Regions from separate parts of the Homo sapiens genome. Here region 1 is linked to region 2. A link is an interaction called in ENCODE POLR2A ChIA-PET data of the cell type or tissue named here. Cell type or tissue: PC-3. All regions are shown on one strand. Region 1 has its middle 47 kb from the start of FOXO6-AS1. Region 2 overlaps HIVEP3 (HIVEP zinc finger 3).

Evidence for each region. Peaks named below come from ENCODE experiments on the same cell type or tissue, not always from the same donor. Only the 100,000 strongest peaks of a DNase experiment are listed, where the experiment ranks them.
Region 1: POLR2A ChIA-PET joins it to region 2 with 7 read pairs; 2 of 35 experiments call an interaction of 5 or more read pairs at or near these places.

What each region holds. Positions count from the first base shown.
Region 1 is chr1:41,421,103-41,425,102 of GRCh38, forward strand. No RefSeq gene overlaps it. Among named protein-coding and RNA genes, the nearest start is that of FOXO6-AS1, 47 kb to the left of the region's middle. RefSeq lists a silencer at 2,335-2,629 and an enhancer at 2,782-3,339. In PC-3, a CTCF peak has its summit at 2,495 (motif pointing left); no DNase peak of the experiment used is centred here; H3K4me3 peaks cover 1,070 bases.
Region 2 is chr1:41,838,660-41,842,659 of GRCh38, forward strand. The region is part of intron 1 of HIVEP3 (HIVEP zinc finger 3); the gene reads right to left. Among named protein-coding and RNA genes, the nearest start is that of HIVEP3, 78 kb to the right of the region's middle. In PC-3, a CTCF peak has its summit at 2,418; a DNase peak (open chromatin) is centred at 2,362; H3K27ac peaks cover 2,582 bases.

The DNA.
Region 1 (4,000 bases), 420 kb before region 2:
AGTCTGAGGTTCTTCTGGGATATTCAGGGGAGGGAGCCTGGTAAGCTCTGAGGCTTACCTGCTATTTCACTTCAAGCAAATCGGTTACCCTCTTTGTGCCTCAGTATCCCTTCTACAAAATGGGGATAATCAATCACAGTACCTACTTCACAGGGTTGTTGTCAGGCTGTCTGCCTCTTGGTCAGGGTGAGAATGGAAAAGCACTCCCTGTATTTAACAACAATGTGTTGAGTGACTCAGTAAGAACCATTTTGGTGGAATACGGGGTGGACAGCAGCAGGCCTGGGAAGCAGACGGCAGGTGCAAGAGTGAGACTGGTCATAAAGGTAACCCTGGAATATGTTTTGCTGGGAAGGGGGAAGAAAGATGGGTCCTGGTTGGAGCCAAGTGTAGGGCTTCAGAAGGGTTTTTTTTTTTTTCTTGTTTGTTTGTTTTTTGAGATGGGGAGTCTTGCTCTGTCGCCCAGGCTGGAGTGCAGTGGTGCCATCTCAGCTCACTGCAACCTCTGCCTCTAGGTTCAAGTGACTCTCCTGCCTCAGCCTCCCAAGTAGCTGGGATTACAGGCACCCGCCACCACGCCCAGCTAATTTTTGTATTTTTAGTAGAGATGAGGTTTCATCATGTCGACCAGGCTGATCTTGATCCCGCCCACCTCGGCCTCCCGAAGTTCTGAGAGTGCCTGAGCCAGGCTGAGGTGCAGTGGTGCCATCTTGGCTCAATGCAGCCTCAATCTCCTGGGCTCAAGCGATCCTCCTGCCTCAGCCTCCTGAGTAGCTGGTACTACAGGCAGCTGGGACTATAGGCATATGCCACCACGCCCGGCTAATGTTTTTGATTTTTAGTAGAGATGAAGTCTCGTTTTGTTGCCCAGGCTAGAGCATGTTTCTTGATGCAGGGAAAGAGAAGGTGAAGAAGGGGGATAGATGGGAGGAGGGAAGGGTGGAGTCCAGGGCTCAGGGCACAGATGGGCTCCTCGGGGAGGGCCGGCTGGTTTATCCCATGGTTGCATCTTTGCAGAGTGGCAGGGAGACTTTTGCAGGGTGGGTGCCCAAGACTATCGCTATAGAAAGGCTCCTTGGGGTCCAGGTTGGAGAGGGAGGGAAGTGCCCCCAGGAGGAGAAGGAAGGTGCTGTGATGAGGTCAGAGAGCGAAGGAGGGCTAAGTGAAGGAGGGCCATGGATACAGGCCAATATGGGGTTGGGAGGATATGGGGTGGGGGAGGTAGTTCTGAGTGAGGATACCCAGGCCATGGCATGGGTGGGGTTGGCTGGGCCAAGTACAAAAGAGGGAGAGAGTTGTTGGTGATGAGGGAGAAGTAGGGGGTTGGCCAGGTCGTCAGGGGTCCAGGGAACTCCCAGGATGAAGGCAGGTGTTGGTGGAGAAGGCCAAGTCAGGCCTCAGGTCCTGGGGGCGTGGAGGTGTGGAGGGAGGCGCGGGGAAGTGGAGGAGGTGGCTGAGGGACGGGGAGAGGGAGGGCGGGGCTGAGGATGAGGGGTTCTTGCCCCAAAGTGGTGGCAGGGTGTCCTGGCTTGCAGCTTGAAGGGTTTTTATATTTTTGGCTTCTTGATGGGAATCTGGAATTAGTGATGGAATTGTGTCATGGATCAGGATTCTGTATTCACAGGGCCCTTAATGGCCCACGTTGCCCTGAATGAGTCCCCTGCTGTCTTGTCTGACTTCTCCTCTGGGTGAAGTCTACGGGGCTGGGCTATGTTGTCATTTACCTCTGCCGCCACCGAGCAGGCGAGAAAACCGCATCGGATGAACAGTTGGAGAGACGTGGCTAGGAGCTCCTTCCTGGAAAACAGTCTCCAGGAGATGTAGCATGGTGAGGGGATTGTGGGTTCCCAGGGCCAAAGTGTTCCAACCAGAAGCTGTGTGGCCTCTGGCAAGTTCTTTTCTTCCTTCTCTGTAACCCAGGGCACAGTGATGCTTCATGAGAGCGTAAAGTGTGTGGCAGTGGGTTCCTTCTTGTTAGTGATTACTATTACTCAGTGCTGACCAGAGAGAGGCCTGGTCTCTGTGGCAGAGGGGGTCCCTGGAGGGGCCCAGGACCAGGGTTTTGTCCCTGCTCTGAGCACTTGGGTGCTGGTAACGCCACAGGTTGTTTCTGGTGCTTTCTCCAAAGCTCTGTGGCAGACAGAACCAGGGGCATCACTGGCTCCATGCCTACCAGCTGTGTGACCTGGGCAAATCCCTGTAGGCACAGAGCTGCCTCCTTACTTGTAAAACACTGATTATTAATAATACCTCCTTCACTTCATTCATTCATGTGTGTACTCAGCAAATATTTCCTGAAGCAAGGTAGTGCTGCCATCAGATGAAAAGAGATGAAGAGTGGCTAAGGGGTTGCCTGGGGGCACACACAGGTAGTCTGCCCCCTCCCGCAAGATTCAGCTCCAGTTCAACCCCAACTACTCTCAGCCCCTGAACCCCACCTGGAGGCCTCTTGGCCGCGGCTCCCTGCTGGTTGAAGCTCAGATGCCCTCTTGTGGCCGCGGCCCCCTCGCACGTCGCCCTGCGCCCGGGGACCGGAATCCCCGACAAGGGGTGGTCAGCTCAGCGGCAGCACTGGACCCTCTACCTGCCCCCGCCCCCCGATTGTACGGAAGTCTGCAGCGTGTCTCAGGCCACACTGCGAGTTGGGGGTGGCCCTGGCCGCCAGCCTGGTGTCCTTGCCTGGAGGAAATGCGAGGTGTCAGATGACCCTGCCCGCCCTGCCCCTCCCAGGCCACCCTCGCAGAGGACGCCTCTCCCTGGCAGGACACCCTAGGGCCGTCTGGGCCCAGCATGCCCGCTGGCTCGTGAGCTGGCCCTGGAAACTAGCGGCTGGCGCAAGTGGGCGTTCGGCGGCACTGCTGGCTGCCAGCTGCCAGCCCCACACCCCACAGGCCCCTGCCTGGCCAGCCCCGGTGCACTCCTGGGATGTCCCCTGCAGGCCCAAGTGTCTCAGGCCCAGCCGCTGCCTCGGGGCTGTGTGCCGCTGGCAGGACACACAGCCTCCCGAGCTCAAAAAGCGGCTCTGCCCTTTCTTCTTAGGTTCAGGCTAAGGCCGGCTGTGCCGGAGGGGCACAACACCTGAGTGGAGATGAGCAGCCCAGGGGCGCCCTGCTGGCCCGCACCCTGCCCAGACCACATGAAGGCGAAGAGGTTGCTGAGTGAGTGGCGGGGGTGTGGGATGGAATTGTGTACGTGGTGTGGTGTGTGTGTGGCGTGTGTTGGTGCGTGTGTGGTGTGTGATGTGTGGTCTATATCTGTGTATGTGGTGTCTCTGTGTAGTGTATATCCATGTATGTGGTGTGTCTGTGTGTGGTGTGTGTGTGCATGTGTGTTTTGTGTGTGTGCTGTGGTGTGTCTGTGTGTGTTGTGTGGGTGTGGTGTGCCCTATGTGTAGTATGTGTGATGTGTGTGTGGTATGTCTGCGTGGTGTGTGTACATGTGTGTTGTGTGTTATGTGCGTGTGTGTGGTATGTGTGGCATATAGCTATTTGTGGTATATGTGGTGTGTGTGGTGTGTGTGTGTGGTGTGTGTGTGCGCACGTGTGTTGTGTATGTGCATGTGTGTTGTGTATATCTATGTATGCTATGTGCTGTGTGTGTCTGTGTGTGGTATGTCTGTGTGGTGTGTGTACATGTGTGTTGTGTGTGTTATGTGCGTGTGTGTGGTATGTATGACGTATAGCTATGTGTGGTATGTGTGGTATGTGTGGTGTGTGTGGTGTGTGTGTGCATGTGTGTTGTGTATGTGTGGGTGTGTGGTGTGGTGTATATCTATGTGTAGTAAGTGTGGTGTGTGTGTCTGTGTGTGGTGTGTCTGTGCATGTGTTGTGTGTGTGGTGTGATGTATATGTGTGGTGTGTGTGTCTGTGTGTGGTGTGTCTGTGTGTATTATGTTATGTATGTTGTGTGTGTGGTGGGTGTGGTGTGGTGTGTGTGTGCATGTGTATTGTGTGTGTGATGTGGTGTATCTGCATGTGTTGTGTGTGTGGTGTGGTGTATA
Region 2 (4,000 bases):
TTGAATCCTACTCTCTACCTCTCCGAGCCTCAGTTTTCTCATCTATAGAATGGAGTCAATAATACCAGTATCAGGGATCCATGGAGAATAAATGACACAGTGAGAGGAAGGACTCTGCCCAGTGTCTGGCACATAGCAGGCACATGCTAGGAAGGGTAATATGCACAATTTAGGATTACCTACGAATCTCAGTCAGTCTGCGAAACAACAATAGCAACTAATCAAAACACCATTTCCTGATGGGATTAAAATCAGAAAGAGCATCTGATCAGAGAGCAGATATCCCACAGTGTTAATAGCTGACAACTGGACCAAATTATCTTCTTTCAAGAAGGGTGTCAAGGATGTCAGGGGGTTGGGGGTCCAGGAATAGATCCTCAAAATCTTCCAATTGACAATATTCATCAATTTGCTGTGTGACCTTGTCAAGTTTCTCTACCTCTCTGAACCTCCAGTTCTTGGTCTGCCACAGGGATGCCAGCCTTGACCTGTGATTTCCTCACCCTATGCTACAGGGTCCACAGAGGAGGGAAGGTGGAGCCCTGAGAAGGTCTCTGGCCTCCTTCTCCTCCCACCTCCCCATCCAAAGCAGCACCCACCTCTGTTACTGGCTCTACATATCAAGAGTACAGGTGATCTTTCCTTTGAAGAAGAGCCTCTGGTGGTTTCAGAACTTGCAAGACCATTGTCCCGATGATTGCTGGGGTTCCTTCTGGTTCTAAAGACCTGCAGTCCTAAGTTCTCAGCTCACTCTCACGTACTGAAAACAGACAGGACTCTGCAGCAGCAACTGGTCTCAGCTCAAGCATCACTTCCTCCAGGAAGCATTCTTTGACCCAGGAGATGAAGGTAGGGCCACCTGTGGGCACCCCCAAGGCACCTCCTTTCTAAGTTGCCCATAGGAGGATTCCAGGGATGGAACTAACAAATCGCAGGGCCCAGGGCGTGAGTACTCTGGAGTGGGGCATGGGATGCTCTGTGTGTGTGACTACACATGAGTGAGGTAACCACTCACAGCCCAGATTAATGGCCACGCCTGGGGTCCAGAGGACCCCAAGTGAAATGCAGCCTGGCTGGCTGTATGTCACAGAGGATTTTTCCTAATCAAGGAGGGAAACAGAGTAACGGTCTACCTTGCTTAGCCTTGTAAGCCCCCGGTGACCACCCTGGATGCAAATGACCTTGCCCAAACTATTAAACATTCAAACCCTCCTTCTCTTATTTTATTCTCAGGAGGGTTTAGAGCCTCACTGTCTGCCATGGTTGCCACTAGTCCTGTGTGACTATTTAAATGAGATACAATTTAAAACCCAGGTCCTTAGCCACACTGGGCATATTTCAAGTGGCATAGTGACAGAACTGTATCCCATCATCTCAGGAAGATCGACTGCACAGTGCTGCCTAAACTGTTTGGGAATCCTGAGCCTGGCTCTCGTCGCGCCTCCTTTTATGAATCAGTTTGCCACCGTCCCCGCCTCTTTGTCACTTGTTCCTGAAAAACCCGGACTGGGTTGAATAGTGTCCCCCCAACGTTCACATCCACCCAGAGCCTCAAAATGTGACCTTATTTGGAAATAGAGTCTTTGCAGATATCATTAGTTAAGATGAAGTCATATTGGAATAGAGTAGACCCCAAATCCAACATGACTGTGTCTTATAAGGAGAGGAGAGACACATGCATGGATTCACAGAGGGAGAAGGCCATGTGATGACAACAGAGGCCGAGACCTGATGACATCTCTACAAGCCAAGGTCACTAAGGATTGCCAGCAACCACCAGAAATTAGAAGAGGCACAGAAGGATCCTTCCCTAGAGACTTTGGAGGAAGCATGGCCCTGCTGACACCTTGATTTCAGACTTCTGGCCTCCAGAACCATGAAAGAATAAATTTCTGGTGTTTTAAGCCATCAGTTTGTGCTAATTTATTATGGCAGCCACGAGAAATTAATACAGGACCCCATCACGAGACCCTACATTCTCATCCAACTCTCTCCCTCAAAGACAGCCAGGACCTTCAAATCCCTTGGATATTAACCCCTGGCCAGTGACACCCACGGAGCCCATCAGATCCTGGCCGTGCCAGCCAGCCAGTCACTGGACGACATAACCAGAGGAAGCTTGGCACTGGAAGGAGGCCAGGCATGCTGGGCTGGTGAGGCTGCCTAGGAAGGAGCCAGGAGACTCAAGTAGAGCACTCAAATTCCATAACTTTCTCTCCTTTTAATTTTAAAACAATATCAGAAGGGTTCCCAGAAAGCAACAAGCCCCAGGCCATCCAGTCAGTGGTTAAACAGTGGAGCCTGATCACTTACTTTATTAACTTGCTAAATCAAAGGGCTGTTAAAGTCTCTGTCCGGTAATAAAATGCAGGAAGGAGCTGAATCACCCACCTATTAGTGGCAGTATTGGTGCAGTTAATGACTGTAGCCTGGAGGGCCGTGCAGACAACAACAAAGCCAGCCCTGCGTTTCCACCTACAAACCCCACCACTTCCTCTGCCCATCCCAGTGCCCCCAGCACACCTGCCCACACACACCTGTCTTCAAGAAGGCTGCATCAGAATCTGTGGTGGCTTGATTTTTAAACACACCCAGAATTTCTCCTGTCAAATACACTTCCATCCAACTCTTCCAGGATCCCACCTCCATGACCCCAAACAAAAACAAAGAAACCAAACATCCAGAAACGCGGTGTTTATTAAATCAATTCTTTAAACAGGCAGCCAACACCAAGTTTTGACAATGCATTACAAACAGTGCAAAGCCTCCGGAGCCGAATGCTCTGTGAATATCAGTGCAGCACTGATAAGCTGGACCCTGAACCAGTATCACCCTCTGACCACACAGAGCCAGGAACAGCCCTATTTATTTTCTTCATTCCACCTTCTCCTGCCACTTTAAAATGGGGGAGAGGGGAACGGCCTGTGTGCTGTTCTTCCAGAAGCTGGTGGAAAGACATGCCCAAAACCGCTGACTTCGTCCATGTAGCTTATCAGCAGGGCCATTTTGAACAAGTTATCTAAGCTCAGGGCCTCAATGTCCTCACGCGTAAGTGATGGCTCCAGAGGGAGTGTTCTTCTAAGACCTGGTGAGGTAAGTGTGCTTATGAGTTTGGTACATCATAAGTACTGCATTAATATTCGTTGTTGGCTGGGTGGGGTGGCTCACTCCTATAATCCCAGCACTTTGGGAAGCCGAGGCAGGTGGATCACTTGAGGTCAGGAGTTCAAGACCAGTCTGGCCAACATGGTGAAATCCCCCCATCTCTACTAAAAATACAAAACTTAGCCAGGCGTGGTGGTGTGCACCTGTAGTCCTAGCTACTCAGGAGGCTGAGGCAGGAGAATTGCTTGAACCCAAGAGGTGGAGGTTGCAGTGAGTCGAGATCACAGCACTGCACTCAGCCCGGGCAACAGAGAGAGACTCCATCTCAAAAAAAAAATTCACTGTTAATGATTATGATGAATAATGCACCTAGTATATAGTAAGCACTCAATAATAACAGCAATAAAGTGCTGTTATTATTTCTAAAGTAACATCTAACAAAACCAGGCTCCAAGTGCCATAAAAACTCATTATTAAATCTTTATAACAGATGCAACTCTAAAACTATCCAAATTAAACCCTTCAGAATATTCCCAGGACACCCAGAAAAGATTGAGCCTGAATCCCCCATTGGCACTAAAAACAGGACCCACAAAGGAGCCTCGAAGTCATGTGGAGCCAGGTTTGGCAACTCACTCCCCACTGTCCCATTACTGGCCCCTCATAAAGGCTTCCTGATTTATCACTGCAGTAGGACTGAACTCTTCCACCAGGAGGTTTGCTCCATTATGCTCCATTACTCTGGCCTCATTTGAAAGCAGCCTCTGGGGCTTTATCCATGCCAATCAGGAGGTCTTGGTGGAAAGAGCTCCACGTGCCCCTGAGATAACAGAATGCTAGCTTCCCACAGCTCAGACCCACTGAGAATCCTGAAGAAGGAGCCCAGCATGAGTTC